Linked DNA regions of Mus musculus: region 1 is linked to region 2. A link is a loop called in an ENCODE intact Hi-C map of the cell type or tissue named here. Cell type or tissue: heart. All regions are shown on one strand. Each heading gives the region's core, and the rest is flanking DNA. Links, peaks and the distances in the headings are about the cores only. Region 1 holds the start of Arhgef15 (Rho guanine nucleotide exchange factor (GEF) 15). Region 2 holds the start of Per1 (period circadian clock 1).

Region 1 (15,290 bases), core at 3,081-11,080, 140 kb before region 2:
CCTTGCACATTTGTCACGGGGGTTATAGAGGTGTGGCACATTTAGAAGGGGGTCTCTAACTGCACACTCAGCAATCACTGAGTTAGTATGGTATTATAGTTAGTATGCTGTCTACATGAATGCCGGACAAGGCTGAATAAAACTCAAGGCAACTGGTTTCACAGCTCAGTGCAGAGACTTGTTTAGCATGAGTGAGGCATCAGTTCAATCCTCCTACAAAAAAAGAATTAAATTTTAAAAAAATAAATAAGGGGGCTAGAGAGATGGCTCAGTGGTTAAGAGCACTGACTGCTCTTCCAGAAGTCCTGAGTTCAATTCCCAGCAACCACATGGTGGCTCACAACCATCTGTAATGGGATCTGATGCCCTCTTCTGGTGTGTCTAAAGACAGCGACAGTGTACTCATATACATAAAATAAAATACATCTTAAAGCCAGGCAGTGGTGGCGCACAAGCCTTTGATCCTTCTACTTGGGAGGCAGAGGCAAGTGGATGATCTCTGTGAGTTAGATGCCAGATACACAGAGAAACTTTATCTGGAAAAACTAACCTACTAACTAAATAAACAATAATATGTACACACCTGTTATCCCAACACTCAAGAGACTGGAGCAGAAGACTGCAAGTTTGAGGCCAGCCTGAGCTGTGTGTTGAATTCTAAACAACAACAACAACAACAACAACAACAAAACAAGACAAACACCAACGCCAACTATCTCAAAACAAAGATGTTTCCAGCATCGAGTTGGAGCCTCTTCACATTAAGATTCCAATACTGCCAGGTGTGGAGGTACACACCTTTGATCCCAGCACTCTAGGGGCACAGGCAAGCACATCTCTGTGGTGCCAGGCCGGCTTGGAATGCAGAGCATGCCATCCAAAACCACATAACGAGACCTCGTCTAAGGAAAGAAAAAATTCCCAGCTCTCTGGATCTCAGGGGCAGATGGGTCTCTGAGTTTGAGGTCAGCCTCAACTACAGCGCTAGGTCCAGGACAGCCAAGGCTACACAAAGAAACCCTGTCTGGAAAAATGAAAGAAACAAACAAAACAGTGTTTCTCAAAACCCCCATTTTTTTTTCCTCAGTATTATCCCACTGAGGAACTTTTTCACTTACTGTTTTAGTCAGTTACACTGTATCCAAGGCCTACCTTTGTACAGGCTAGGCAAGCTGTCTGCAGCTCTCAGCCTACTCTACAGCCACCATAAAAAATAGAACTGGATAGATACACTATAAATCTGCATATTTACCATGGCCCTTTAAAGTTCACAAACGCTGGAATAGCTAAGGTTTGTTTTTTTCAGTCCTCCCCCAAACCACTGTTTGTTCCTTTGGATATCTCAACTAGTTAGAGGTGAGTGGAAAAGTCTGGAGTCCTTCTCTACACCAGTCTGTCCCCCGAGGCAATGAGGGAGCTGAGGACTGTCTGGGAGCTGTTGCCCCACGAGGACTTCTGTGGCCCTGGTGGGGTAGGAAATGGTGATAACTACACCAGACACTCTGTAGCGTTTCCACAGCAGGCTTGGTGGGATGGGACAGGCAGGAGGCTGAGTCAGTACCTGCAACAGCATCCGCAGCCGGGTGATGCGCTGGAAGGGCAGCAGCAGGAAAGATGGCAGCGGGAGCCGCTCACATTTGGGGAGGCTCTGCAGCCTTCGCAGCTCTGCGGAGAAGCGCACGTTTGTATCCCTGCAAAGAAAGCCCAGATGCTTAGGGAATGGCCCCCAGCCAGCTCCGGCCTCAGCCTTAACATGATTTCAGGAGTTCCTCCAACTCTGGGATACAGAAACCCCTTATCCTCTCATAATTTCAATTATCTAGCAACTTTAATGGAATGTTCCAGAAACAAAAAATTCATACATTTTCATAGGGTTTTTTTTTCTGTTTTTCTTTCTTTGTGTGTGTGTGTGTGTGTGTGTGTGTGTGTGTGTGTGTGTAGCCCTGACTGTCCTAAAACTCACTCTGTAGACCAGGCTGGCCTCAAACTCAGAAATCTGCCTGCTTCTGCCTCCCAAATGCTGGGATTAAAGGCTTGCTTTCATAACTTCAATTACTCAACATCTTTAAATGGAATGTTCCAGAGACAAACAGTTCATATATTTCAAATGCTTTTCTGATTAGCAACGACAAAACCTCAAGATGCCCCATCTTAAGATGTCTTATCTGGAACACTAATAATCAATCCCTTTGTCCAGTGTACTCATGTATATACACCACCCACCCCTTAATCACTTAGTAGTGCTATATATATCCTACTCATCAAATTGACTCTTGGCGGTATCGCCAAGCTATGTCCAGGAAATTCTTATTTTACTTACTAATGTCCACAAAGTTAGGAGACTAGTGATGTGGATAATTTTATTACATTATATTGCTCTAATATTTCTATTTCATCATTAGTTATTATTAATCTATTACTGGGCCTAATTTATAAATTGTTTTCACATATATGTATACATATACATATGCATATACACATACATATATATATATACATATATATATATATAGCTCGGTACTAGCCGCCATATCCACCGGTGGCTTTGGAACACATTCCCAGGGAGAAAGGAGGAAGCCATTATACTCACATAAGGCGGCTATAGGTCTCCTCCTGATACTGCTGGTTCCGAACATAATCCACATACACGAAGAAAGGACCAACTGCATGGGCATGCACCACATCACACAGGTCAGTGATGTGTGGGGAGGAACGAACACGAGACAGCAGTGTTCCTAGAAACCTGAAAGTATAGACGGAGCGATTAATAGACGTACTGAAAGTCTGGTTTTCCTAGTCTTTCAGGGGAGTGCTAAGCATTAACTGGGTCAGTGAAAGGAAAGATCCAGAAGAGGGGGAAAGCCAGAGGGGATGCTCATCAGCCCAAGGCCCAGAGTCCTGGGAAGATGGGGCCCCACTGACCGCTCACTGACGCTCTGGACTCGCTGCACGTTGGAGAACAGCGTATGATGATCCCGAGGCGTGAGTGTGTCCCGGAGAGCCTGGCTCAGGACGAAGGTGTCGGTCAGCAGCCTCAGGGATCGCAGGTAGGAGGCCTCTGATGTCACCACCTCAAACAGGCTCTAGACAGGAGAGCAGGGCCACAGTCAGTCGAGAGGGCAGCCACCTCACAACCACCCCAAGACTCTGGTCACGTACCTTCCCTATCCCCTATCCCACCCTTCTCAGTTCCACCCGGGGGTACCCACCTCCTGCATGCGCCGCTCCTGGGGGCTTAGACTCTCTAAGAGGCCACTGCCTCTCACAGCCGGGAGCTCCTGCCACAGAGTGTTTCGAGGTCCAGGGAGCCTGGAGAAGGTGGGAGCTTCTCCAGGATTAGCTGGAGAGGGACCCCCATCCTCACCCACACCCCACAGCTCCTCTGACAGCACAGCTGCTCGGTAAGTCTGGTATAAAGGTTCTGGAAGGTAGACAGAGAACATCAGGGAAGTCCAGGGCCCCCGGAACCGGTCCCTCCTGCCTGTCCCAGTAAAGACCTACCGTCCTGCAGGGGCAGTTCCCACTGCAGCCCCTTCAGCCCATCCAATCCTTCCTCCTCCCTGAGGAGAAAGAAAGGAATACATGTGAGGTCCACGTGTTAATTCACAGGATACCAGACGAGAGAGATGCACAATGTGTGGAGGGATCCTGACAGTTCCCCAGATCAAATTCCAGATGTTTGTGCCGGTTGGAGGGGGAGGCCCTTGACAAATCAGGTCCTCAAGCATTCCTGCTGTATCAACTACTATGCAGTAGATGCTTCCACGTCCCTCCCCCCAGCCCTCTCTCACAGCAGCACAGGCTGGAAGATCTGTGTGGCTTGGTATAACTCCCTATGGTCAAACTGGCACCTGTGGCTCCCTGTCTCCTCTTTCCTGGTTGCCAGCCATTCACTCAAGCTACAGGCTGCTGTAGTAAATATTTTCTAACAAATGAGCATACTTAGATTATTACTTCTGATTTAAAAAAAAATCTAGGGTGATTAGCAAGTCCGGAAAACAATGGATGGCCATGGTTGCCAAATGGTTTTGCCAACATTTTTTTTTTTTTTTCAAGACAGGGTTTCTCTGTATAGTCCTGGCTGTCCTGGCACTCACTTTGTAGACCAAGCTGGCCTCGAACTTAGAAATCCACCTGCCTCTGCCTCCCAAGTGCTGGGATTAAAGACGTGCGCCACCACCGCCCGGCCAACAATAATTTTAATAGAGGACTTGAGAAATGGCTCGGTGGTTAAGAGAATGGACTATCGCAGAGGATTCGAGTTTGGTTCCCAGCACCCACATCAGGTAGCTCACACTTGTTCATAACTCAGCCTATGGTGTGGGGGTGGGGTGGGGAGGACCTGCACCATGAGCGCACACTCACACATATTTAAAAATAAATTTTATTCAGGCATGGTGCTGTATGCCTTTCATCCCAGCACTAGGGAAGCAGAGGCAGGAAGATCTATATGAATTTGAAGCCAGCCTGTTCTACAAAGCAAGGTCTAGAACATCAAGGGCCACAGAGAAACCCTGTGTCTGAAAACAAACAAACAAAAACACAATAAAATAAATAGATAAATAAATAAATAGAAATAGATCTTTAAAACATTTTAAATATAAACTCACAATAAGAAAATTTAAGCAGAACCTGGCCCTGCCTTTTGTTTCTTTTGTTTGTTTGTTTGTTTGTTGCTTTTGTTTGTTTTTGGTCTGTTGTTGCTGTTGTTTTGAATATGAACTGTGATACAGATCCCAGGCTGGCCTCAACTCCTAATTTTCCTGCCTCAATCTGCTGAGTGCCTTCATAACCCGATATTGGGTTACTATGCCTTGATAACCCGATAGAACAGAGTGTGCTTATCCCTACTTCTTAGAGAAAGATTCTGAGACCCAGGAAAAGAATCCATTTAAGGTTGCATAACTAATAAGGAACAGAGGTCAGATTAGAAACCTGGGCTCCTTGTGTCTGGAGCCCCGGCTCTTCCCCTTCTACCTGAATAAGGTAGTATTCATCCAAACTCGGAAAGTTAGTCTGCCCTTAGGTGAGAGCATGGTGAGGCAAGAAGGGAGAGCAAAGGTGGGGAGTTCGGTACCTTCCCTCCAAGGCTACAGGGGGAGCATTCAGAGGAGCTCCTTCAGGTCTGTCCCCTGCAGAGAGAAGCCAGAGTGACCTCCAGACACTGAGCCCCAGCCCTAGTGAAGACTGGCACTGAGAATACCACTCCCGTAACTCCAGAGCCACAGAGGATAGAAAAAGGAAGAGTCCAGGGCGCGATAGGGGTGTAGCTGACCACTCAGCCCCATCCCCACCCCTCACATCCCACCCTCCTCCACATCCCCCACCCCACATCCCACCCCACCCCGGTGTTCCCAAAGCCCAGAGATCCTACCACTCCAGGCTCCGCCCCATCTCCCCACCTTCCCAGGCCTTTGTAGCAGTTTGGATCCCATCTTCTGAAGGCAGTTTCAGATCTGGCTGTGGAAGCTCCTCAGAGGTGCTGATATCCTGTCTGACTTTAGTTGGCTTGGGGGGCTTGAGGGGAGGTAGGAGTTTGCGCTCGGCAGTGGAGCGATAGGACGTGAGCACAACTGGAGGGTGACTGATGACTGGAGGATTGATGCGGGAGCGGGAGGCTCGGAGTGGGGATGCCCGGCAGGGGATCCTGAGGATGTCCTCAGAACTCCCCACAGGCACCCACCGGAGCTCCAGGCCAGGCTTTGCTACATGGCAGACACAGGGGCAGCATGGAGGGCAGGCCAGGGCAGCATCTGTGAAGAAGGGATTGCCTAAGCAGGAAGTTCTTGGGGCCTGGCTCATTCCTGCCTCGTCCCACATCAAGGACCAAACCCGGGTATCTATAGATCTCCTGCGCCCCGACTATCTGCAAACTCTAAGAAACACAGAAAATAGATTTCTCATACATAAAATCTACACTAGAAGAAATGTTAGCCCTTTAAAGTCTTTAAGCATTGAAAACAAAGCTATGTTGAGGTCACCCCGCTGCACCGGGTGCGTATGCTTACCGGGAGTGCCGTTCTCCTGGGACCCATTCCCAGAAAGGGCGGCTTCGGGAGTCTCTTTCTCCCCATTCACTTCCGTGCTCCCTTGGGAACACCGTTCCAGGGAGTCTGAGGACTGGGCTTTGCCTTCAGCTCCCCATTCAAACTTGCCGGCCAGTCTACGAACCGTGCCAGGGGCCGAAGCAGAGCCATCCTGGAGAGGCGTAGGGCCCGAGGGCAGAGGTGTTCGGGAAGACCCAGAGGGCTTGGGTGGGGGCACCGGAGAGCAGGGAGCTGGTTCTGGGGAGATGGAGCGCCGGGACACTGGGCTGGGACTCGGTGTGCTGGAAGGTGAGTCAGGGGAAGTCTGAGAGTCCAGGCTGGTTCTAGAAACTGAGGGAGGCAGAAGAGCAGGGGGCTTCAGGGAAGCCGTGGGGGGCTCCCAGAAGATGGAGGTGCACACTGAGGCCGATGCATCATTGGATATTTGAGGAAGTGCTTTCGGAGAGGAGCCATTGTGGAGAGGCCCCGGGGAGTGTGGAGCCCTATGCCGAGATGGGGGTCGGGGGCGGATGATCCGAGGGGGCTTCAAGGTAGGGGGCGTTGCTGCAGGAAGAGACTGTGCAGACATCGTCTTCTGAGTGTTTCCAAGGAGTGGGGTGTTCTGCGGAAGTCATCCCCTGAGGAGGGTGGAAAGAGAAAGTGCCCCTTATTGTCCCCTGGGTGGAGAGACTGAGGCTGTCTGAAGCCACGTTTTTTTGTTTTGTTTGTTTTGTTTTTGTTTTTAAGTCAGGAGAGAAGGCTGATACATTTCCCTCCCTTCTCATCTCTACTGTCTTCTCTCTTCACCCCTCACCCCTCCTCATTCTGCCCCTGGACCTTCCTGGGCAGCTTTTCCTTTTTAAAGACAGCATCTCTCATTCAGCATCCCGGACTGGCCTCAAAACTTCTGTTCCTCCTGCCTCCGTCCTCTGGAGCTGTATCACAATGTCCAGCTTCTCTAGGATTTTTGCTGCCACAGTCAAGCCAAGAGGACGGGGGGGGGGGGGGGGGGGGAGGTAGGGACAGGCCGTTGGGGAGGATGGGGAGGCAGGGGTAGCAAGATTCAATGAGGAGAAATCACCTTGCTGGTGTAGTTGCTGTGTGTAGGAGTTTATGTAAGCGGGTGTGCGCTGTTAACCAGGGCTGGATGAGTGAGAGTTGAGTGTGCCCTGGGAAGCTGTGTTGTGGAAGAGTGGAGTCAGTCGTGGCTGGTCACAGACACATCAAGAAATATGTGGTTCGAGCACTGTGTGTGTGTGTGTGTGGTGTGTGCGGTGTGTGTGTGAGAGAGTGTGTGTGGTGTGTGTGGTGTGTATGTGTGTGAGAGAGAGAGAGTGTGTGTGGTGTGTATGTGTGTGTGAGAGAGAGTGTGTGTGTGGTGTGTATGTGTGAGTGTGTGTGTGTGGTGTGTATGTGTGTGTGTTTGTGTGGTGTGTGGTGTGTGTGAGTGTGTGGTGTATGTGTGAGTGTGTGTGTGACAGTGTTGTGTGGTGTGTATGTGTGAGTGTGTGTATATGTGAGTGTGTGTGTTTGTGTGTGTGCGTGTGGTGTATGTGTGAGTGTGTGTGTGAGAGTGTGTGGTGTGTATGTGTGTGTGAGTGTGTGGTGTGAGTGTGTGTGTGGTATGTATGTGTGTGTGAGTATATGTGTGTGTGAGTGTGTATTGTGAGTGTGTGTATGTGTGAGTGTGTGTGTGAGTGAGTGAGTGTGTGTGTGTGTGTGTGTGTGTGTGTGTGTGTGTGGTGCAGGAGCTGAGGGATGCATCACTGTTTCCCTACTCTGGCTGCCTCTCCTCCCCCCTCCCATTTCCCAGTTCCTCTCTCCGGACTCTCCCTTTCCGGATTATTTTTAGTCTCCTTTTCCTGCCCTGAAGATTCCTGGAGCCTCTGACCCCAGGAGACCAGGAGGCCCCAGCCTGGTCTCTTCTGCTTCCCATCCTCTTATTCCTGCCACACCTGGGTCTGGTCATAGAAAGAGGCTCCAGTTTGACTCTGGGTCCTGTCTAATGCCAGGGAGGTGGCTACAAGTTCAGGCTGAGGCACAGAACCAGCAGCCCAGGGACGGTGGGACCTGTGCTACTCTACCTCTTGAGGATCAGGAGGATGGGGAGAAGAGCTGGGACACAAGAGAGCCTCTAAATTCCCTATGGCAGTCAGAAATCATAGCCTTCCAGTCCCAGGTTAAGTTGAGAAAAGATGGCTATCAGGAACCCCTTAGATTGCAGCTCACTCAGTGGCCCCTGCATGGTGCCAATAAACCAACCAGTCAGTGTGGTTACCCAAGCTTGGCCTCCTGTTCCCCAGTCTCTGCACCTTCAGGGAACCCACCCTTCCCCATACCGGGTACCGCATGTTACTTCCTTACCCACTCCAGAATGAGCCCAGAGAGTCGGGGGACCCCAAGCACTTACCCTCCAGTTCCCTCCACTCCCAGTCACCTCCGAGAGCTGAGTGAGTAGGGGCAGGAAACAGGAATCCGATCCTCCTCCCAACCGGACACCACCACCCCCAGCCACACCAGGCTCCACATGCGCACACCGGGCCTAGAGGATGTGAGGAATCCGGCATCCAAGATGTTGGAGGTTAGAGAAGACTGGCACGCAGGTATGCAGAGGAGGCTAGTTTCCGATGCACCCTCACCTGTACTGCTGCGTGGCGGGAGGGGTGTGTGTGTGTGACGGTGCGGGTGTGTGTGTGGGAGGGTGTTCAAATGAGGGTGGGCAGCCCTGGGCAAGCTGGGCTGGCAGAACGGCATGACCATCTTCATGCCTCCCTCTTAGCTAAGGGATGTCTGGCTTGCACAACTGTCTACGTCCCCATCTTCCAACCTTGGTGTGAGCCAACCACACTTTGCACTGAGGGATCCTCTCTTCTCCACCCTCCCCCACATCTGCAGAGGCCCCACCCCACCCCACCAGGAATTTACCTCTATGGTTTGAGGTCGTTTTTTTGTTTTCAGCAAATCTTTCCCCTGTCCCTTCGGAGCACCAAATGCCGCCCAAACTCTCCAGATAACTGTTCCTGCGTCTCTGAGGCGGGAACTGAAGGCCCAGATTTCCATCTCCGCAGAGGAAGCCAGTGCCTTGGCCCCACCCAGCCATTGTGTCAGACCAGGGTTGTGAGTGTTGAGGGTGGTGGGGAAGGGGATCCCCTGGATCTGTAGAGTGACTTGCTGCTCACTATTCTGTGTTCCCAGTTCCTCGGGAGGCCCCAGCTCTCAGTGTTGCACTGGGAAGCTCCCACAGCGAATGTCCTGGAAGTCAATGCTGGGGGAGAAAGGAGGGAGGGAGACTGGTGGGGGTTGCAGGGGCAAGTTCCTGTCAGATGTTACTCCGTGGGCACACATCAAGACACTGGGAAGAAAAATCAGGTAAGCTTGTATTGAAAGATGGTTTAAACCCCTTCTTGCAGAAAGCCAAAAAACCTAGTCTTTCTAAGGGACCACACAATCTGCCCTATTTCCCAGCTTCTCCCTTCAGGCCTATTCCTACCTTAGGATTTTTGGAGTTCTCCTAATGCCTGAAAATCTTCCCAGAAATCTCCCTGAAGCATTTCTTCATGTTCTCTGGGCAGCTGGAAGGAACCCTCTCAAAGAGGTCTGTTCTGGCTACTCTAAAATTTCAATCCACTGGGCTACCTGGTCAGGTCTTGTCTCAAAAAAAAAAAAAAAAAAAAAAAAAAAAAGAAAGAAAGAAAGAAGAAAAAAAGAAAAAAATGGAAAGGAAAGGAAATCCAGGCTGGAGGTGTGAGCTAGCAGTAGCCCATTAAAGTGGTTTATGAGGCTCCGAGTTCCATCTGAGTGCTGCAGAGTGAAAGAAAGGAAACTAAGGGGGCTACAGAGAAGGCTCAACATTTAGGAACACATCCAAACAGACTTCCCACAGACAGCCTTTTCTAGCCTCCAAGGGCACCAACATGCATAGCACACATACACACACACACAGAGGCACATAACTGGAGATAATCAAGAGGAAGGAAGGAAGGACTGAGAGATGGCTCAGCAGATGAAAGCACTGCTGCTATTCCAGAGGACTCAAGTTCAGTTCTCAGCACCCACATTGGGTGGCTTACCACTGCCTGTCTCTCCAGCTCCTGGGGAATCGAACACCCCTGGCTTCCATGAGCCTCAGTGCTCACATGCACATAGCCATAGAGAGCAAGCACGCACATATGCATACACCCAAATAATTTTATATTGTTAGAAATAAAATCAGAAGCCGGGCGTGGTGACATATGCCTTTAATCCCAGCACTCGGGAGGCAGAGGCAGGCAGATTTCTGAGTTCGAGGTCAGCCTGGTCTACAAAGTGAGTTCCAGGATAGCCAGGGCTACACAGAGAAACCCTGTCTCGGAAAACCAAAATAAATAAATAAATAAATAAATAAATAAAATAAAATCAGGTGCCAGGCATGGTGGCACACACCTTGAATCCCAGCACTTGGGAGGTGGAGGCAGAGGCAGAGGCAGAGGCAGAGGCAGAGGCAGAGGCAGAGGCAGAGGCAGGTGGATCTCTGTGAGTTTGAGGCTAGCCTGGTGTACAGAGCAAATCCCAGGATAGCCAGAGACTCTGTCTATAATAAACAAACAAACAAACAAATAAATAACAAGGGGAGAGGTAAGTAAGAAGGAAATAAATAAAGGGGTAAAAAGAAAGATGGCTGGTACAAGATCCTCCTACTTGTCCAGCAAGCGCTGTACTTTGAGTCATCTCTCAGCCCCAGCATCCCTTTCTCCCTCGTGATCATCCATGTTCCATCCCACATGCTGAATTTACAGACTGGGGCTTTCCTCTTTCTATTACAGGCCACCATCCCAGTGCTTGAGAAGTGTAAGTAGGAGGCAGGGGGATTGTGAGTTCCAGGGCATCCTTCCTAAGCTACAAAGCCAGACTCTTGCCTTAAAACAAACATACAAGCCGGGCGGGCTAGCTGGACTCATTTAGTCTTCAAGCTTCGGTTTGAGTGAGAGACCTTGTATCAATATACATAAGGCAGAGAACAATGAAGACAGACAGCCAATGTCAACCTCTGGCTTCTACACACAGGTGCACTCATGTGCACATGAGACAAAATAGAGTGACAGAGGCAGGTGGGTCTCTGAGTTTGAGGCCAATCTTGGTGTACAGAGTAAATTTCAGGGCAGCCAGGGCCACACAGAGGAACCCTGTCTCACAAAAACAAACAAACCAAAACACATTGTCCTCTGACCTCGATATGTGTACGCTGTGGCACATGCCCCTTCATAAACACAATAATAATAATAAATTAAAAATTGAAGTCTTAAAGGAAAGAAAAAAATAAATTGCAATGCACTATATCATACCATATTATCAAACTTCCTGTGTGTGTGTAAAATGTATACTTTTATGTGTTTGCACGTGCGTGAGTTTCCATGAATTCAGATGCACATGGGTGCACCTGTGTGTAGAAGCCAGAGGTTGATGTGAGCTGTCTGTCTTCATTGGTCTCTAAATTATGTATATTGATATGAGGTCTCTCACTCAAACCGAAGCTTGACAACTAAATGAGTCCAGCTAGCCCATTTACCTGAGAGGTCTCTGCCCCCTAAGAGCCAGGAGCAGCCCTTGCATTAATCTAAACTCAGGTCCTTGCTCTTGTCTAGCAAGCACCTCACTCTGGATTCATCTCTCAGCCCCAACATCTTCCTTCCATAGCAATCATAGGTGTACCATCGCATATGCTGAATTTATGTGCTGTGACTTTTCTCTTTATAGTAGGAAGTAGCCCTGTAGATATTTATCTGTCTTATTTAACAATGTAATGTATCCCAAAAGTCCTGAAATGGTGTCAAGCATATAGTAGGTGCTCAACAGAAGCTTAATGTTTGGTTTGGTTTGGTTTGGTTTTTCCAGACTGGCTTTCAGTGTGCAGCCCTGACTGTCCTGGAACTTATGCTGTTTGACAAACTGGCCTTAAACTCAGTCATGCCACTGCCTCTGCCTCCTGAGTCTTGGGATTAAAGGTATGCACCACTACCATGTGGCTTTTGTTTTGTTTTGAGAGAAGAGTCTCTTTAGGTTGCCAAGTCTGGTCCTGAACTCCCGAGCTCCCACAGTTCTCCTACCCAAGCCTCTCAAATGCTGGGTTCTAACTATATAACCACTACTGACACTCACCACTGCCAGACAGCTGCCTGCCATCTGAGGATCTAAACCAAAACGATTCTCCTTCTCTTATCTTGTTCTTCACAGAGTATCTGTAGTTTGTATTGATCCCATTAGTTTCCCAGTACACCTCACCCTAGAGCCAACCACTCACCCAGCCCCCATCTCTAGACCTTTAAGGAGAAAAAAAAATATTTTCCCCTAAGACTATTGGAGACTCCAGCAAGAAAACTAGACACATTTGTAGTCAAACTAGTCATGTGCTCTTTGTTTTGACTGGAATGTTAGGAGGTCTTGTTGTTATTTTAGTTTTTTTGTTTGTGTGTTTATTGGGGTGAGTTTTTTGTTTTGTCTTATTGTTTAGTTTTGCTGCTTACAAAGTAACATTTTGGGCTGGAGAGTTGATTCAGCAATTGATAAAGAGCACCCGGCTGCTCTTCCAAAGGACTGGGGTTCAATTCCTTTTTTTTTTTTTTTTTGTGGTTTTTCGAGACAGGGTTTCTCTATAGCCCTGGCTGTCCTGGAACTCACTTTGTAGACCAGGCTGGCCTCGAACTCAGAAATCCACCTGCCTCTGCCTCCCGAGTGCTGGGATTAAAGGCGTGTGCCACCACTCCCGGCTTGGGGTTCAATTCCTAGCATCTACATGGCAACTCAAAACTGATCCAGTTTGGGTGGATCTGGCACCCTCACACAGATAAACATGCAGATAAAACACCAATGCACATAAAACAAAAGTAAATTTTGCCAGGCAGTGATAGCGCAAGCCTTTAATCCCAGCATGAAGGAAGCAGAGGCAGGCAGATCTCTGTGAGTTTGAGGCCAGCCTGGTCTACAGAGCTACAGCCACAGGCTGTACAAAGCAATCCTGTCTCAAAAGAAAAAACAAAACAAGTAACATGAGGAAACTGAGGCAGGAAGATACTGCCAAACTGCCACCAGAGTCTAAGTGTTTCAGGTGTGGCTCTGGCAGGCAAAAAGAACCCATCCTGGCAGAGATGTAGGCAGCCCTGTGTCTCCCAAGCTCCCATCAGGCAGAGATGTAGGCAGCCCTGTGTCTCCCAAGCTCCCATCAGGCAGAGATGTAGGCAGCCCTGTGTCTCCCAAGCTGTGGTACGGAGGCTTTCCCACTGGCATCCAGAGACCTTTATGCTCCCTCTCCAGCTCTTCTAAAGTACTCCTCTTACAATCATCACGACAGTATGATTGGACTGGAAAGATGACTCAGTGGTTAAGAGCATTTGCTACTCTTGGAAGGGATCCAGGTTCAGTTCCTAGCACCCACATGGTGGCTTACAAACTCCTTGAACCTCCAGTTCCAGGAAATCCAATGCCTCTTCCGGCCACCTGCCATACATGTAGTATAAACAGAGACATGAAGGTAAAACACATATATGCATAGTGAATAAAAATAACAATAACCAGCCAGGCATGGTGGTGCATGCCTTTAATCCCAGCACTTGGGAGGCAGAGGCAGGTGGATTTCTAAGTTCGAGACCAGCCTGGTCTACAGAGTGAGTTCCAGGACAGCCAGGGCTATACTGAGAAACCCTGTCCCAAAAAATAAAACGAACAAACAAACAAACAAAAAAAACAGAAACAACTGCACAAAGTTGTCCTCTGACCTCCACATGCATACATGCATGCTGTGGCACGTATCTGCCCCTGAGTGTGCGCACTCACACACACAGAAATAATATAGATAACTGTAGCCTCCCCTCCCCCAGCCTTAATGGTTCCACTGTTTACACCTGGATGGAGCTTGCCGCTCAATCGTTCTGCCACGCCCACTGCTGGAGCCTGCCGCTTTCCTGTTCCGAAGCCATCACGTGGTCACCCTGCTACTGGATTCCAAGATTATTTGGCGTGAATCGGGCCCCCTTCCCCTGCTTCATAACTGCATGCAGAATAGTAAAATTGAGCTTTGATCAGAATGTCTGTCTTAGCTGCATCCTTTTCTTGCCCGCCTAGCCCTTCTTCTCTTCCAGGTTTCCAAAATGCCTTTCCAGGCTAGAACCCAGGCTGTGATCTGCTGGCCCGACACAACAGATAACATTATTATTAAGATGTTTTAAAAGATAACATGAGGCTTCAGGGGCCAGAGGTGAAAGGTTATGCTTTAAAAGTAATGTATTTGGCCAGGCATGAAGATGCACTCTGGAGGCACAGGAAGGCGGATCTCTTTGAATTCAAGGCCAGCCTGGTCTACATTGTAAATTCCAGGGCAACCAGGGCTCTGTAGAGAAACCTTGTCCAAAAAAGAAAAAAAAAAAAAGGCTGGTGTTTGCTGTCAGGGTGAAGAGGGTGAACCTGTGATAGTCTTCAATGTCACCTTGAGTAGATTTAAAATTACCCAGGAACCATACTGTTTGGTTCTGTTTGCATCTGTGAGAGTGTTTTCCAGGGAGGTTAGATTTTTTTTGGAGGACACGCCCACCCTGAATGTAGATAGCTTTACTCTATGGGCTGGGATTCTGGACTGAATTTTTTAAATGAAGAAAGCCAGTTGAGCATTAACACCCGTTTCTGTCTGCCTCTTGAGAGGGTGGATACAGGGGACCAGCCTTGCTGTCACAATGGATCTGTCCTGTCGCTTGAACCATGAAGCCGAATGCATCTTTTCCCTTTAATCTGTTTCTTCTGAGACATGTGGTCACAGAAAGGAGACGGGTTGGTATCCAGTGCATGCACGGACCAAGGTTATGAAAGCAGGCATCGGATCTGCTGACAGTGTCTTACACACGCTAGTGTTCTGCCACAGGTCTACACACCAACTCTTCTCAGTCTCACTATGTAGGCCTCGGCTGTCCTTGAACTGCAGATTCTCCTGCCTCAGCTTCCAAAGTGCCGAGATTACAAGCACATACCATCATGCCAGCTAGCAGTTTCTTACAAAGCAAAGCATGGTATGACCTGGCCGGACTACCTAGCCCACAAACAGTGGGAATGCTGATAGCTGTTTTCTCTCTTCCTTCTGCTTTTGCCTGGAAGGTCTTCCAGGAGCTGCTTCAGTGAGGGTCAAGCCTTTACTTCCTGTGGTTGTCTACTTTATCTCCCAGGAGGAAGGATAAAGCAGGGATGTCCCCTGGTGACCACTGTGTCCCTTTCCAAAGAAGAAAAGTTCTGCTGGCATAGGCATTT
Region 2 (15,290 bases), core at 2,861-10,860:
TGAGGCTGGGATTAAACATGTGCATCATCATTAGCTAGCCAAGAAATAAGGACTATTAGAGAGCTGGGGGCGAGGGGCGGGGGATGGTGCATACTTTTAAGCCCAGTATTTGGGCGGTAGTGGCATATGGATCTCTGTGAGGTTAAGGCCAGCCTGGTATACAAAGAGTCCAGAACAGCCAGGACTATGTTACACAAAGGAATCCTGTCTTGAGAAAAAAAAAATTAGAACTATTTTTTTTTTTTTTTTTTTTTTTGGTTTCTCTGTGCAGTCCTGGCTGTCTTGGAACTCACTCTGTAGACTAGGTTGGCCTCGAACTCAGAAATCTGCCTGCCTCTGCCTTCCAAGTGCTGGGATTAAAGTCGTGCACCACCATGCCCAGCTTAGAAGTACTTTTAAAAATAGATTTTCAGGGGCTGGAGAGATGGCTCAGCAGCTAAGAGCACTGACTGCTCTTCCAAAGGTGCTGAATTCAATTCCCAGCAATCACATGTTGACTCACAACCATCTAGAAATGGATCCGATGCCCTCTTCTGGTGTGTCTGAAGACAGCTACAATGTACTCATACAAATCTTAAAAACAAACAAACAAAAATTAGATTTTCAAAGTTGGGCAGAGCCAGGTGGATTGGCAATCTCCAGGTTTGGGGGCAGCCAGGTCTACAGAGTGAGTTCTAGAACAGCCAGAGCAACACAGAGAAACCCTGTCTGGGCCGGGCAGTGGGGGCACACGCCTTTAATCCCAGCAGAGGCAGGTGGATTTCTGAGTTCGAGGCCAGCCTAGTCTACAGAGTGAGTTCCAGGACAGCCAGGGCTACACAGAGAAGCCCTGTCTCGAAGAAAAAAGAAAAAAAGAAGAAAGAAACCTGTCTGGAATACACCCCCCGCCCCGCAAAAGGGTGTCATTGGAAATTATTTCAGAGGTTCTAAAGTACTGAGGTGTCTTACAGCCTATCCTAAATTCTACCTTTATGGAGAGTTTAAATAAGGCTTTTTGCATTTAATTCTTGGAATTACTTCTAGGTTTAATGTCTCCATAGGCCTTACAATACCAAGCTACCTTTATGGTGTCAGAGACCTGGGTTCAGACTTTAGCTCTTTTATCAATATACATAATCTAATTCCGACAGATTACGTAACCTCTCAGCCTCTTTTGTGAGGTTATGGGTAGTGAGCCGGCCTTCTTGGGAGTCTGCAAGAAGGGGCTGGCCAGCCAGGCCCAAAGAAAATAAATAGGAGGCGACTGTCATTTCACCGTCATTGTCATGCAATCTAATGATATCTTCAGTGTAGTGCTCAGATTTTTAAGCTTTGGGGATCACTAGAGACACAAAGCTCAGGCACCAGAAACCTCTTGTAATGCCAGAGTCTCCAAAGTATGCCCACTACGCCATAGCCTGTCAGATCTACGCCTGCGTACAAGTCGCTCGGCACGCCTGCGCAGACTCCGCAGTATTGGGTAAGTGTCGTCAAGGAAAATCCCCAGCTTCTGGGTAAACAAGTTGCCGCGTGAGCCAGCCTGCACGTGTTCCCTACAGCTCTGAGCCCTCTCAGCCTATGAGAAAGTTTTTAGGGCAGGGCTGGCATTTGCGTCACTGATTTAGGCAGGGCGGGGTTGTCTCTGCAGCCAGTAAAAATGTTGAGAGTGGGTGGGGGTGTGGCTTCCGGTCAGATGTCCAATCAACGAGTTGGGGCGCCCCCGCCCTCACGTGGCTCTATCACTACCGGTTGTCATATTGTCCAATGGGAAAATGACTGAGTTCTGAAATGCCAATGGTTGCTTTACAAGGGCTTGCCGGCTGCACGCGGAGCGGGGCATGGGTTGGCGTCTCTGAGCCAATAAGCTAGGGAGGCGTGACAGAACGGGCGGTGGGAGGGCCTCGAGGACTCTGTGGAGGAGCCCCAGGAGTGAAGAAATTTGGAGTCTACGTGCGCTCGGAACTGTGAGTAGCCCCTTACTCTGGAGCCGTCGAACTTGTGTTTTTGGGGAGGTGCGCTCGACCAAAAGGGGTGTCAGTGGCGTGGTGTGTGTGAGGGATCATGCAAATGTGAATTAGCTGCAGAACAAATGCCTAATGGTTGTGGAGAAAGAGACCACAAGTTCAACTCTAGGGGAACATGAATGAGAGTTACCAGCAACAGATCTCTCACCACTCTAGGGTCCCTGGACACTAATGCCTAGCGCAGGGTGCTCAGAAGCCCCTAGCCATCCGAGGGAGCCGAAGCGCCTGCGATATGACCCCTGAGAGCTGGTTATGGTTTGGGGTAGGCTCCCTAAACACTTGGAAGAGACCGCCCCGGTAGGGCGGGCGGGAACGTAGTTTGGTGATCTGAGAAAGGCTGGTGTGTTGATTTGACCGAAAGGCTGTCTCATCACGACTATAGGTGGTATCGTGGCCTCAGGGACATGCTCGAAAATAGGAATGGGCTAGTAATTTGTTGGATTCTGAAAGGGAGGATAAGGTGGAGGGTTTCTGTACACCGTTTCGTCTACTCTTCTTAAGCTGCTAGAGGTGGAGTTACCAAAGGACTGCTCTGGTGTCTAGACGTTCGGTCGGGCAGAGGTGAGGGAGGAGAGGGAGGAAGTGAGATTCTTAGGAAAGCAGTGTGCCTGCAGGCTTCTCGAGTGATCTCGGGTTTTGAGCATAGAAACGAACCATGATGGTGCGCACGGAGCACAAACAATGCCTTGAGATCAGGCTAAGGGGAGAGAAGGAGACGGAATTGGATATAGCCTGTATTCTAGGCACCAAGCTTAGAAACAGGGGAATACTCCCCCCGCAGTCCTACGGTGCTGGAATGCAGTGTAGAGGTTTGGTAACACTTTACAGGGTCCCTAAGCCAGCAGGACAAGCCATCATTAGGGCTTGAACCTTGGGCTCCATTATTAGGAAGCTGAGAATGAAGCAGACAATTAAGGCAAGTTTAGTAACTACCTACTAAGTCTTAGTTTTTCCTTATGACATCAGGGTGATACTTACCTTCAGTTGTTTGGGGGCTTACATGAGAACAATATGTGTAAAGTTCTTAGCACAGCGCTTGGATCATTTACAAACACAAACTATAAGGTAACAAAAGAATAGCGATAGAGTTGGGGATTTATGTGCATGCTGTGGCCAGAGAGCAATCTCCATCTTCTGTTTTTCTGCAAGTTTTGATGACTCCTCTTTTCCCTCTCCCTGATTTTTTTTTTTTTTTTTTTTTTTTTTTTGGGCTTCGGGCACCAGCCCAAATTCCATCATTCCTCCCTGTATTCCTCTCCCAAGATCTGGGCCCCAGACTGAGGCAATTTGCTGTGTCCCAGTTTGACTTCATCTTAAATCCATTCTCTCTGACCACCCCCCCCCCCCCCACCTATTCTGTGCTGTAATAGTAACTAGAAAGTCTGCCTCTAAAGAGGGGCCCCAGGGAAGGAGCAAAGGTGCGTTCTCTCTCAGAACCTAGGCCTCCAATTTACCCGCCCTAGCTCTTTGGTACCTGGCCAGCAACCGTGTACAGTCTGGTGACGGGGAAAAGCCAATGCCAGGAGTTTTAAGACCCAGCTGAGGGAGGGTAAAAGTAGGTCCCGCAAAGAGAACCAGGCATGGGGGCGGGGGAGGGGGACCCCCTTCCTCCTAACTGTCTCTCCAGGAATTTTTGGCTTTTGTACAGGACCGCTGTCGTTGGGTTGGGGGAGGCGCCAAGGCTGTGTGCATGTCCTGGGCCATCAGCCAAGAGAACACGATGTTCCCTAGTGCGCTGGCCGCCGCCCTCTGGGGCTGGCCGCCTCCCAAACCGCTGCCTCTCCAGCCTCCCTGCCCCACATTCCCCAGCTGCCTCGCCCCGCCTCCTGCCTCCGCTTTGACGTCACCTCCCTCTCCTGCCCCCGCTTCTCCATTGACGGCAGCAGAGCCTGGTTACTGTGGGGGACTGATGAGGCCCGACAGCCTGGGCCTTGGGATCAGGTTGGGGCTGTTTGGAGTGCTGAAACCTTTTGTCTGTGTAAATGACAGATAGGGAAGTGGGCGAGCAATGGCTGCTTGGGTCAGAGGAATCACACCTAAATCCTTGAGAGCTGTGGAAAGAGAAAGGGGTCTGGAAAAAAAAAAAAGGACAGCACACGGTCACAACGCAGTACGAGGGGGCAGGAGAGCAGCATCATTTTCAGGAGGAGGAAGCTGAGCACTCAGCCTCCCGTGTCTTTTGTTTTCTGTGTTTCCCTGCTTCTGTTTTTCTGGGTTATTTTATAACAGGTCTGTGTCCCAGCATTTCTATAGAACCTTGTCTCGCCCGCCTCCTCTAAGGGAAACACCATTGTTAAGGAAAGCTTTAGCCACGTGACAGTGAGGGGCGTGCACTTAACAGCTGATTATGTCAGCCGCTGCGTGTTGGCCTCTTCACTTGCCACCTACGTTTGCAGGGAAGCCTGAGAACTACTCAGCCCAGGCCTAGGGAAGGGGACTCTGTCACTGTAGCTCTCCTGGACCCAGACTGGCATGTTGTCCCCCCCTCCCCAAAATCGAGTCTCTATTCTCTTTTTATGAATCAATGCTCTACTTTTCTTTTGAAAACATAATTTGTTGCCTCCTCTCCTGAGGCTCTCTCTCCCCTACCTATCCTTAATAGAAACAGAGCCATCCTGTTTACCGAGCATCTACTGTCAGTCCTGACGCTGAGACGTACTTACCTTACTGCTGAGAATACAGTAAATGAGACAGATGGGCTTGCTGCTGGGTTCATGAACCTTGGCTTTTGTATTCTAAGCAGCAGGAATAAAAAGCCCAATAAAAAGCCCTTGCCACCCAGCCACCCATCCTTTTTCTGCCTACTGCTGCAACTGCCCTCTCTGCTGCCCCTTTTGTAGTACTGGCTTCCTGGTCCCCACTTTTGGGGCAGCCCTAAATGTGGGTGGCTGCATCCTCTGCAGAGGCAGCACTAGTCACCAAGTAGGCTTCCTGGAGACCTTTTCTCTGATTGGCTAGTGAAGCACCTGCTTTTGTTTCCTTTCACAGTAGCCATTGGCTTTCCCTGTCCTTTCCGTTTGTCCGTATCCTTCCATCACCCACTCACCCCTTAACGACACGTGGGCCCTCAATTGCCCTTCTCTCAGGATCTGAAGGGTCAGAGGAAAGGGTTGGATTCTTTATAACAAGGCTGGGGAGAGGCCAGGGAATGTCAGTCTAGGTTTTTCTCTCTCCCACTTCCCTTGGGTAGCAGACATTTCATTCACCCGGCACCAGGACAGGTGTCTTGTTCTGCCAAGCTGGTCAGTTTAGGAAGTAGGTTTCTCTTGAGCACTTCCTGTGGCCCAGGTATCCTCCCTGAAAAGGGGTAGTTTCCCTCCCTCACTTCCCTTTCATTATTGACGGTGTGAGACATCCTGATCGCATTGGCTGACTGAGCGGTGTCTGAGGCCCTTCAGCCCAGCACCAGCACCCAAGTCCACGTGCAGGGATGTGTGTGACACAGCCCTGACCTCAGTGGGGGCCAGTAGCCAATCAGATGCCAGGAAGAGATCCTTAGCCAACCGGGGGCGGGGCCTGCGGCTCTTCGGGCAGAAGGCCAATGAGGGGCAGGGCCTGGCATTATGCAACCCGCCTCCCAGCCTCGCGGAGCTTCTGGGTTGCGGGCCGAAACGGCAAGCGGATGGAGGGCGCTCGAACGGCCAGGTAGGGATCCCTGCTGCAATCCTAGGGTTAGTCTTTGTCCCGGAGCTTGGCCGCCACTACTTCCAACGTGATGGGTCGCTTTCAGCTCTCAGAGAGCAAAACAATAATCTGCCTTTCCTGTCACTATCCACCCTTCCCCGCCCCTGGGCCCTAGGTGTTCAACTCAACCCGTCACGGGTTGTCTGCGTTTGTTATTCGTTCACCTAATCTCCTCCTCTGCTCCTCCAGAGCAGCCATCCTGAACCTAAGAGACCTTTAGCGAACACGACCCCTTTACACATTGCTCGACACTCGGGAGTCCATGGGTTTGCCCTAGCCCAAAGACCCCCTTCAGGCTTCTGCGCTCCCTGTCTTCCTCCCTCCAATTCCTGGCCTCGTGCCGGTCGTGATGTCAACCGCTTCAGGCTGGAACATCCTGTTCTCAGCGCTAGTTCTTGCTGTTGGCCACAGCCTTCCTTCCCTTTTCTCCTGGCGCTCAGAAAATACTTGGGATGGGGGTGTGGTTAGACAGGGAGTAGAGGAAAAACTATATATGCTGGTTGTTGTGTGTCCCCTATCTATGTGGTAGTAGGGTTAACTAGAAAAGTAAGGGACGAAGGAAGATGCCTGAGTCGTTGCCTATGGCAAGTGGTAACTCCAGTCCTGGTGTTTGGGAGTGGGCAGGGGCTTGAGAAAGAAAAGCAGTGTCTTGATCAGAATAATGTTCGAGGCAAGAGCGAGGATGGGGGCGTTTCCACAAAGAGCAGAGGCCGAGTGGGGAAGCTAGGACTTGCTCCTGGAGTTCCTCTAGTTTGTTACTCTTCACATGGCTCCTAGGCTCTTTGGGCCCTGGGAATTTGTTATGGTGGGTGTTCTTCTCCTCCCCGCTGCCCTGAACCTTGTTAGCCAGTATGAGGGTGTGTTGGCCAGTATAGGACTGGGTCTGTTTCCCACTTCCACGAAGATGGGGATTGGGGGAGGAGTCGTTCCTGCCCTCCTGTGGTCCCTCCAGCAACCGCTGAGCTCAGCGGCTGACGTCGGTTTCCCTGGCGACCGCGGCTGTGGCGGAAGCGCGTGGTGGGGCCAGGCACATCGGCGCGCATGTGCAGCGGGGGTGGCACCGCCCCCGGATAAAATTAGCCCGGAAGCCTAAATATAGGAGGCGATCAGCTCACCCCCTGCTCCGAGGCCTCAGAGTCCCAGACCAGGTGGGGACCTGATGAGAATTTGGGCATAGGAAACCTGCAAGCTTTGACCCTCAGCTACTGTTCTAGTCGATTGTTCAGGCTGTACTCATTCCACACTGGCAAGGGGTGTAAGAGATGGCCTACGAGAGCTGCCTTTCTACCTGTGGTATCCTTAGGTCCCCCTAAGGAAATAGAACATATTTCTATTGCAAGCCCCAGGCCTGAGTCACAACAGTGAGGGGCAGGCAGAGGAAGGACTGGGTGTAGCCAGCAGATGCTGTGGGGTTAATAGCTCAGCTTTTGCTAAACATTCCTTTTTGGTTTCTTTTTCTAGGTGTCGTGATTAAATTAGTCAGCCCTCAGAGACAGGCGTCCTACCTCCTTTATCCAGACCTCAAAAGCCCCGTTGTGCACCCGTGGTGGCTTCTTCACCTTCCCTGTTTCGTCCTCCACTGTATGGCCCAGACATGAGTGGTCCCCTAGAAGGGGCCGATGGGGGAGGAGACCCCAGGCCCGGAGAACCTTTTTGTCCTGGAGGAGTCCCATCCCCTGGGGCCCCGCAGCACCGGCCTTGTCCAGGCCCCAGCCTGGCTGATGACACTGATGCAAACAGCAATGGCTCAAGTGGCAATGAGTCCAACGGACCCGAGTCCAGGGGCGCATCTCAGCGGAGTTCTCATAGTTCCTCTTCTGGCAATGGCAAGGACTCAGCTCTGCTGGAGACCACTGAGAGCAGCAAGAGGTGTGTACGAGTGTATGTGTGTGTATGATGGCATGATGCTGCTGACCACGTGGCCCTCCCTCACCTTAGCCTGTTCCTTCTTTTCTAGTACAAACTCACAGAGCCCATCCCCACCCAGCAGCTCCATTGCCTACAGCCTCCTGAGTGCGAGCTCAGAGCAGGACAACCCATCTACCAGTGGCTGCAGGTGTGTAGGCTGAGGGCTGAGGGAGATGCCTGGGGGCCGGGCCAGACTTCGGGGCTAATATCTTTACCCCTTCATTCCTGTGGGTCCTGCAGCAGTGAACAGTCAGCTCGAGCCAGGACCCAGAAAGAACTCATGACTGCACTTCGGGAGCTCAAACTTCGACTGCCACCAGAGCGTCGGGGCAAGGGCCGCTCTGGGACCTTGGCCACACTGCAGTACGCTCTGGCCTGTGTCAAGCAGGTTCAGGGTGAGTGAGTTGTGCTTCCTGGCAGGGTCTGGCCAGGACTTGGACTACTGTAGGGGCCTTTCTCCTAACTGAATATGGCTTGGATTCCCTTCTCCTACAGCTAACCAGGAATATTACCAGCAGTGGAGTCTGGAGGAGGGTGAGCCTTGTGCCATGGACATGTCTACTTACACCCTGGAGGAATTGGAGCATATCACATCCGAATACACACTTCGAAACCAGGTCAGTTACAGCTTGGGTCCTCAGTTCTAACCCCCCTCCCCGCCCCCCCACCCCCCATTCCTACAGCTCCTAAGTCTTCCCCCGGTCTTGGTCTCATTCTAGGACACCTTCTCTGTGGCTGTGTCCTTCCTGACAGGCCGGATTGTCTATATTTCGGAGCAGGCAGGTGTCCTGCTGCGTTGCAAACGGGATGTGTTTCGGGGTGCCCGCTTCTCAGAGCTCCTGGCTCCCCAGGATGTGGGTGTCTTCTATGGCTCTACTACACCATCTCGACTGCCCACCTGGGGCACTGGCACCTCTGCAGGTATAGTGCCCTCGTCCCTGTGGAGAGGACTGGAAGCTCTCATGTTGTGGGCTCTTCTTGGCTCAGGACAGAGATGGCGCTCTGGTCACTTCCATTCCCTTCTGCTTTAGGTTCAGGTCTCAAGGACTTCACCCAGGAAAAGTCTGTCTTCTGCCGAATCAGGTAAGGAGGGGGTGTAGGAGCAGGCCTCTCTCCTACTCGTCCCTGCTATCTGTAATGTGGTCTGTGAGAAGGGGGTGGGGCAGCTTTCCCCTGGAAACCTCTAATATTCGTCTCTCCCTTGCCAGAGGAGGTCCTGACCGGGATCCAGGGCCTCGGTACCAGCCATTCCGCCTAACCCCATATGTGACCAAGATTCGGGTCTCAGATGGAGCCCCTGCACAGCCGTGCTGCCTACTCATTGCCGAGCGCATCCACTCTGGTTATGAAGGTGGATAGGCTAGGGCCTGGGCCTGGGGGCTGATGGGAGGAAGGGTTCCCTCTAGGATGGGGTGAAGGTCAAGATGAGAGTTTGGGAGGCACTAGCTGAGTCCTTAGGGTTAGAAAAGTATTATAAGGCAGAGGGCTCAGACCCTGCTCCGAGGTAGGGTTGGATGAGGTCCCTGAGCTGTGACAAGTGAGAAAGTGACTCTCAGTGTCATCTCTGGTGTGAGTCACCAGATGACTCAGTCTCTGTGGGCCATAAAGCCAGGTCTGAGCTGGGAGGGAGAGTGCCAGGCAACCAGACTGGAGGCAGAGAGGAGGGAGGGCGGAGGAGCTGGACATCACGGGTGCGACCTATGTGTTCTCTGCCGCAGCTCCCCGGATCCCTCCTGACAAGAGGATCTTCACCACCCGACACACACCAAGCTGCCTCTTCCAGGATGTAGATGAAAGGTAAGGCAAAGACTTGGATGAGGGTGGGTAGCCAGGGCCAAGGCCTAGGTCTGACATTTGCTCCAATTTCAGGGCTGCCCCACTGCTGGGTTACCTTCCCCAGGATCTCCTGGGGGCTCCAGTACTTCTCTTTCTACATCCTGAGGACCGACCCCTCATGCTGGCCATTCATAAGAAGAGTGAGTTCTCCTGGTCCTGCTCGCCCTTCCAGCCCGTCCCCAGGACTCCTTAACTGTTGTTGTGATGGTGTCTCTCGATGCCGTGGTCTCTTGGATATCTCTGTGTATGTCTTTCTCTGCTTTATTCGGCTCTCCCATTCACTGATACCCACTTTCTTTCCTGCGCCCACAGTACTGCAGCTGGCAGGCCAGCCCTTTGACCATTCCCCTATTCGCTTCTGTGCTCGGAACGGGGAATATGTCACCATGGACACCAGCTGGGCCGGTTTTGTGCACCCCTGGAGCCGCAAGGTGGCTTTCGTGTTGGGTCGCCATAAAGTGCGCACGTAAGGGAACTGTGTCTCCACGCTGGTGTTGGGGTGGGTGGTATGGACATGGCATGGGTAGGGAAAGGACTGAGTTCTCCTTTACAACCCCACAGGGCACCCCTGAATGAGGACGTCTTCACTCCCCCAGCCCCCAGCCCAGCTCCGTCCCTGGACTCTGATATCCAGGAGCTCTCAGAGCAGATCCATCGATTGCTGCTGCAGGTAAGAGTTGAGGAGGGCTCAGGAGTGAAGCGGTCAGTCAGGAAGAGGCTGTAGAAACTAACCAATCCATCCTTCTCCTTTCTGTAGCCTGTGCACAGCTCCAGCCCCACGGGGCTCTGTGGAGTTGGCCCTCTGATGTCCCCTGGTCCTCTACACAGCCCTGGCTCCTCCAGTGATAGCAATGGGGGGGACGCTGAGGGGCCTGGGCCTCCTGCTCCAGTGAGTAACGGCTTCCACGGCGCCTTTCCTGTTGTCCATTCCATTGTGCATCATCATTGCCAGTCCCTCGTGCTACTCCCACCCAGCCTCCTTGGTCTTCCTGACCCCCGGGCTCCTGGCACTGCCACCCCAATGCTGCCCAGTGTTCTACTGTCCCACAGGTGACTTTCCAGCAGATCTGTAAGGATGTGCATCTGGTAAAGCACCAGGGACAACAGCTCTTCATTGAATCTCGGGCCAAGCCCCCACCCCGGCCCCGCCTCCTTGGTGAGTAGGTACCACCATAGACCAGGGATGAGGTTCTCCTGGCCTTCATTCCCAACCCATTTACTCTTTTTCTTTTACCCCAGCTACAGGTACATTCAAAGCCAAAGTCCTTCCCTGCCAGTCCCCAAACCCCGAACTGGAGGTGGCCCCAGTTCCTGACCAAGCCTCGTTAGCCTTGGCCCCTGAGGAGCCAGAGAGGAAAGAAACCTCTGGCTGTTCCTACCAGCAGATCAACTGCCTGGACAGCATCCTCAGGTAAGGCCTGTCTGCCATCACCTTCTCCTCGGCCTAGCTTTGCCGGCCCAGGCCCTGCCCTTAACCCCTTTGCTCCATCCACCCCCAGGTATTTGGAGAGCTGCAACATTCCCAGTACAACCAAGCGTAAATGTGCCTCCTCCTCCTCCTACACTGCCTCTTCAGCCTCTGATGATGACAAGCAGAGGGCAGGTCCAGTTCCTGTGGGGGCCAAGAAAGGTAAAGACCCAGTGCATGCCGGGCTCCCCTTGCCCTGCCCCGGCCTGTCCCAGGCCCTTACACTTCTGCCTTAGGGCTCCCCTGCTCTCCCTGCCCTCCTTTCCTGCCTCCTGATCTCCAGGTTCCTCCCTCTAGCCAACCCTTCCCCACTCCTCCCTGGGATTCCCTCTCCCAGGGGCAGGGGTGGTAACCAGTGCCGTCTCTCCGCACAGATCCGTCGTCAGCAATGCTGTCTGGGGAGGGGGCAACTCCTCGGAAGGAGCCAGTGGTGGGAGGCACCCTGAGCCCGCTCGCCCTGGCCAATAAGGCAGAGAGCGTGGTGTCCGTCACCAGTCAGTGTAGCTTCAGCTCCACCATCGTCCATGTGGGAGACAAGAAGCCCCCGGAGTCGGGTATGGGCGTGGAGTGAGGGGGGTAGTGACGGGGCCCCATTTAGTTCCTCAGCCAGAGCTCTTTCCTGCCTACCTTTCTCCCCTACCCCCAATGGAGAGAAGGAGGCGACCTTCTTAGCTTGGGGGGATCTGCTGCTCCTGACTGTCCACCCCACTAACCTCTGCTGCTTGCCCCACCCCATTCTCCTTCCTGTATTCTTACTGTCAGTTGACATAAAAGTTGGGGTAAGGGGAGGAGGTCCAGCCCTAAGATGCTGACCACAGATGCTCTAAAGCAGGGAAGACTGAAGACTCTCAGGGTCTTTGGGTAGATCTTAAGACTATGTGAAAAGCAACATGTGGCAAGGCTTCCCTTGTAAAGAAGAGGTTTTGTCCCAGGGGTTTGGGGCTCTTGGCGGAGACTGAGTACCCTCTTTTCTCCTGGAATCATTTTGCATGGAAAGAAGAGTCCATGTCTTCCTCTTGGCAAGGAAGCAGCCTTGAGTACCTGGGGTCCCACGCCTTGGTGGTTGGGCTATAGGAAAGGGAGGTTGTGTGTGGCTGTGGTGACCTTTCCTTTATCTCACCCCTTCTCAGACATCATCATGATGGAAGACCTGCCTGGCCTGGCCCCTGGCCCAGCCCCCAGTCCGGCCCCCAGCCCCACAGTAGCCCCTGACCCAACCCCAGATGCTTATCGCCCAGTGGGTCTGACCAAGGCCGTGCTGTCCCTGCACACACAGAAGGAAGAGCAAGCCTTCCTCAACCGCTTCAGAGATCTTGGCAGGCTTCGTGGACTTGACACCTCTTCTGTGGCCCCCTCAGCCCCTGGTGAGCGAGGGAGCCACCTGGGGCTTCCTTGAGCTGTCTTGTGTGCAGTCAGCTGCTGGGGGTATAAAGTGATGGTGAGAGAAGATGTATCTGCTCTGGGGCCCAGGTGATGCTGTCTTCATCATCAGGACCGTGTTTAGTTAGATTTCTAGATAGCATCTCCCTATTAGGCCAGGGCTCCAGGCTGCAGGCTGAGGAGGGAAGCCTGGGGGCTGGCACTGAGACAAGCAGGCAGAAGTGCCTGGTTTCAGGTAAGCTACTCCAGTCCTAGCCTGGGAACAAGGAAAAATTGTGCCCACATAGGACATAGCATCACTGACTCTGGGCCAATCTTGGCTGGGGTTGGACTTCAAGGGCAGATGGAAAACAGCTCCTCTAGGTACCTGCAGGAGACCTTTGCAGACGGCTGTGGACTGAGGCCTGGGCTGTTCTGGCCACTGCATCGTCCCATTGTGAGTTAGGCAGAGCACAGTTTCAACTGGCAGGACAAGTATCCAGGCTGGCATGGCCTGAGGGATTTTGGCAGATGAACTGAAGTCACCTGCCTATTCATCCATGGACCCCTCTACCTCTCCTCTGCCAGTGTGCCTCTGTTTTGCACACCCCAGCTTAACCATCATGTAACTGTGCCCTTCTCTGGCTCCTTTCACAATAAACCCCCTTGTCCCCTGGCTCCTGTGATTCTTCCCCGCCCTTTCCCTACTTCCTGTCTTCTGTATTTCACATGCAGGGTGAGCAGCTTTCTCTGCCTGGCCCTTTCCCTGTCCTCTTAGTGTTTCAGGGCAGTAGAGGTGGCCGGCTCCTTGTTAACCCTGGTCTTTCCCCACAGGCTGCCACCATGGCCCCATTCCCCCTGGTCGCCGACACCACTGCCGATCTAAAGCAAAGCGTTCCCGCCACCACCACCACCAGACCCCCCGGCCCGAAACTCCCTGCTATGTCTCCCATCCTTCACCTGTGCCCTCTTCTGGACCCTGGCCACCCCCACCAGCCACGACCCCCTTCCCAGCAATGGTCCAGCCCTACCCACTCCCAGTATTCTCCCCTCGAGGAGGACCCCAGCCCCTTCCCCCTGCCCCTACATCTGTGTCCCCTGCTACCTTCCCTTCTCCCTTAGTGACCCCAATGGTGGCCTTGGTGCTCCCTAACTATCTATTCCCTACCCCACCTAGTTATCCATATGGGGTGTCCCAGGCCCCTGTTGAGGGGCCACCCACGCCTGCTTCCCACTCGCCCTCTCCATCCCTGCCCCCACCACCTCTCAGCCCCCCCCACCGCCCAGACTCCCCACTGTTCAACTCGAGATGCAGCTCCCCACTCCAGCTCAATCTGCTGCAGCTTGAGGAGTCCCCCCGCACGGAGGGGGGCGCTGCTGCAGGAGGCCCAGGAAGCAGTGCTGGGCCCCTGCCTCCCAGTGAGGAGACTGCTGAGCCAGAGGCCAGATTGGTAAGCAACACTACCTTCTGTCCACTCCGTCTTCTGGTACCCGCAGCCCTTGCCCCCCTGGCTTCTGCCTGGTTGCTTCTGCCGGGCTGGTTCTCCGCGTCCTGGAGTTGGTATGGGTGGGAGATCCAAGGGTAATTTCTGAATGAAGCAGAAATCAACTGCCTCCTCTGTGAAGGGACAGTTCTGTCTGTCTGACAGGTGGCGGGGACATCCCATTATACATCTGTATAGATTCTGAGGGTGTATCTGCCGCTTGGAAAGGGTCCAGCATTATGTTCCCCATTGTCATCTCTCCTCTCAGCTTGGCCCTGTGTCATGGTGCAAGGAGCAGCGATCTGTTGGGTTGGGTGTGCCTCCTTTGGTTCTCGTCAGCAGTAGAAGCCGTTGGAAATCAGCCGTGGTGGTGGTGGTGGTGTGGTGATTCCTTATTGCCTTTCTGTCCCTCTCCAATGCCCTCCTCTAGGTGGAGGTTACTGAGTCGTCCAATCAGGATGCACTTTCAGGCTCCAGCGACCTGCTGGAGCTACTGCTCCAAGAAGACTCTCGCTCGGGCACAGGCTCCGCAGCCTCAGGCTCCCTGGGCTCTGGCCTGGGCTCTGGGTCTGGTTCAGGATCCCACGAAGGGGGAAGCACCTCAGCCAGCATCACCCGTGAGTAAGGCTGTCCCCAGAGACGGGAGGTGGGAAGCCCACCTTGTTAAGGCCAGTGGGTTGGAAATGTGGCCTGATAAGCCTCTCGGGGTGAATGTGTCAGTCAGCCTGGCTCCGTTGGCCTTCTCCACCCTCCCACAGGCAGCAGTCAGAGCAGCCATACAAGCAAGTACTTTGGCAGCATCGACTCTTCCGAGGCTGAAGCTGGGGCTGCTCGGGCCAGGACTGAGCCTGGGGACCAGGTCATTAAGTGTGTGCTCCAGGACCCCATCTGGCTGCTCATGGCCAATGCCGACCAGCGTGTCATGATGACATACCAGGTGCCGTCCAGGTGAGCTGGAGAGCCTCCATCTGCTTCCCTTTCAGAGAAGTAGAGAGACTAGCTTACCTGTACCGCACAGATAACTTGAAGTTCTTCCCTCTGGGGCTGAATCTTATCTAGAGATGCCCAATATGGCATAAGCCCCCATTCCTTAGGGCCCTATTAGTACTTCTCAAGTTGAAGGTAGGTTTCCTGGTGTAGGAAGCTTCTTTGTATTCCAAGAAGGCACAGAAGACGGCAGGCTCAGGAGTTGTGGTTGAGGGTGAACGCCAACCCATGCTCTTGACTCTGGATCCTAGCCTCTGCCTTCCTCATACAGGGATGCAGCCTCTGTGCTGAAGCAAGACCGGGAGAGGCTCCGGGCCATGCAGAAACAGCAGCCACGGTTCTCAGAGGACCAGAGGCGGGAACTGGGTGCTGTGCACTCCTGGGTCCGGAAGGGCCAGCTGCCTCGGGCCCTTGATGTGACGGTGAGAGAAGTCTGGGAAGCCAGGAAGAGAGTAGGCTGGAAGATACATACTGAGCTCAAGGTCAAGGGATAGAGGGCTGACATCTGATATCAGAGTCTTTGGATCATTAATTCTGAAGGAAGCTAATTCTATAAATGTG

What was found. Hi-C counts contacts between places; a loop is a spot of excess contacts. Peaks named below come from ENCODE experiments on the same cell type or tissue, not always from the same donor. Only the 100,000 strongest peaks of a DNase experiment are listed, where the experiment ranks them.
Region 1: a loop joins it to region 2, with 4 times the contacts of the local background. A loop is called at or near these places in 1 of 42 quality-filtered maps.

What each region holds. Positions count from the first base shown.
Region 1 is chr11:68,948,410-68,963,699 of GRCm38, forward strand. Arhgef15 (Rho guanine nucleotide exchange factor (GEF) 15) reads right to left here and starts at 8,478. Exons shown (of 16, transcript NM_177566.4): 1 at 8,437-8,478; 2 at 6,009-6,664; 3 at 5,403-5,753; 4 at 5,078-5,132; 5 at 3,502-3,560; 6 at 3,210-3,421; 7 at 2,923-3,083; 8 at 2,591-2,743; 9 at 1,562-1,691. The coding sequence starts at 6,615. It overlaps Gm32273 (predicted gene, 32273), which reads left to right and starts at 8,578. Exons shown (of 3, transcript NR_168013.1): 1 at 8,578-8,629; 2 at 8,985-9,395; 3 at 13,877-14,083. In heart, for the core only: no CTCF peak of the experiment used is centred there; DNase peaks (open chromatin) are centred at 6,192, 7,872, 8,502 and 9,122; H3K4me3 peaks cover 4,429 bases; H3K27ac peaks cover 3,226 bases; H3K27me3 peaks cover 4,395 bases.
Region 2 is chr11:69,093,361-69,108,650 of GRCm38, forward strand. It overlaps Per1 (period circadian clock 1), which reads left to right and starts at 5,589. Exons shown (of 23, transcript NM_011065.5): 1 at 5,589-5,648; 2 at 7,149-7,556; 3 at 7,645-7,743; 4 at 7,836-7,990; 5 at 8,091-8,212; 6 at 8,315-8,516; 7 at 8,627-8,678; 8 at 8,804-8,946; 9 at 9,314-9,392; 10 at 9,465-9,571; 11 at 9,744-9,897; 12 at 9,993-10,101; 13 at 10,189-10,320; 14 at 10,482-10,587; 8 more. The coding sequence starts at 7,282. In heart, for the core only: a CTCF peak has its summit at 6,629 (motif pointing left); DNase peaks (open chromatin) are centred at 3,731, 5,481, 6,041, 6,731 and 8 weaker places; H3K4me3 peaks cover 5,144 bases; H3K27ac peaks cover 5,266 bases.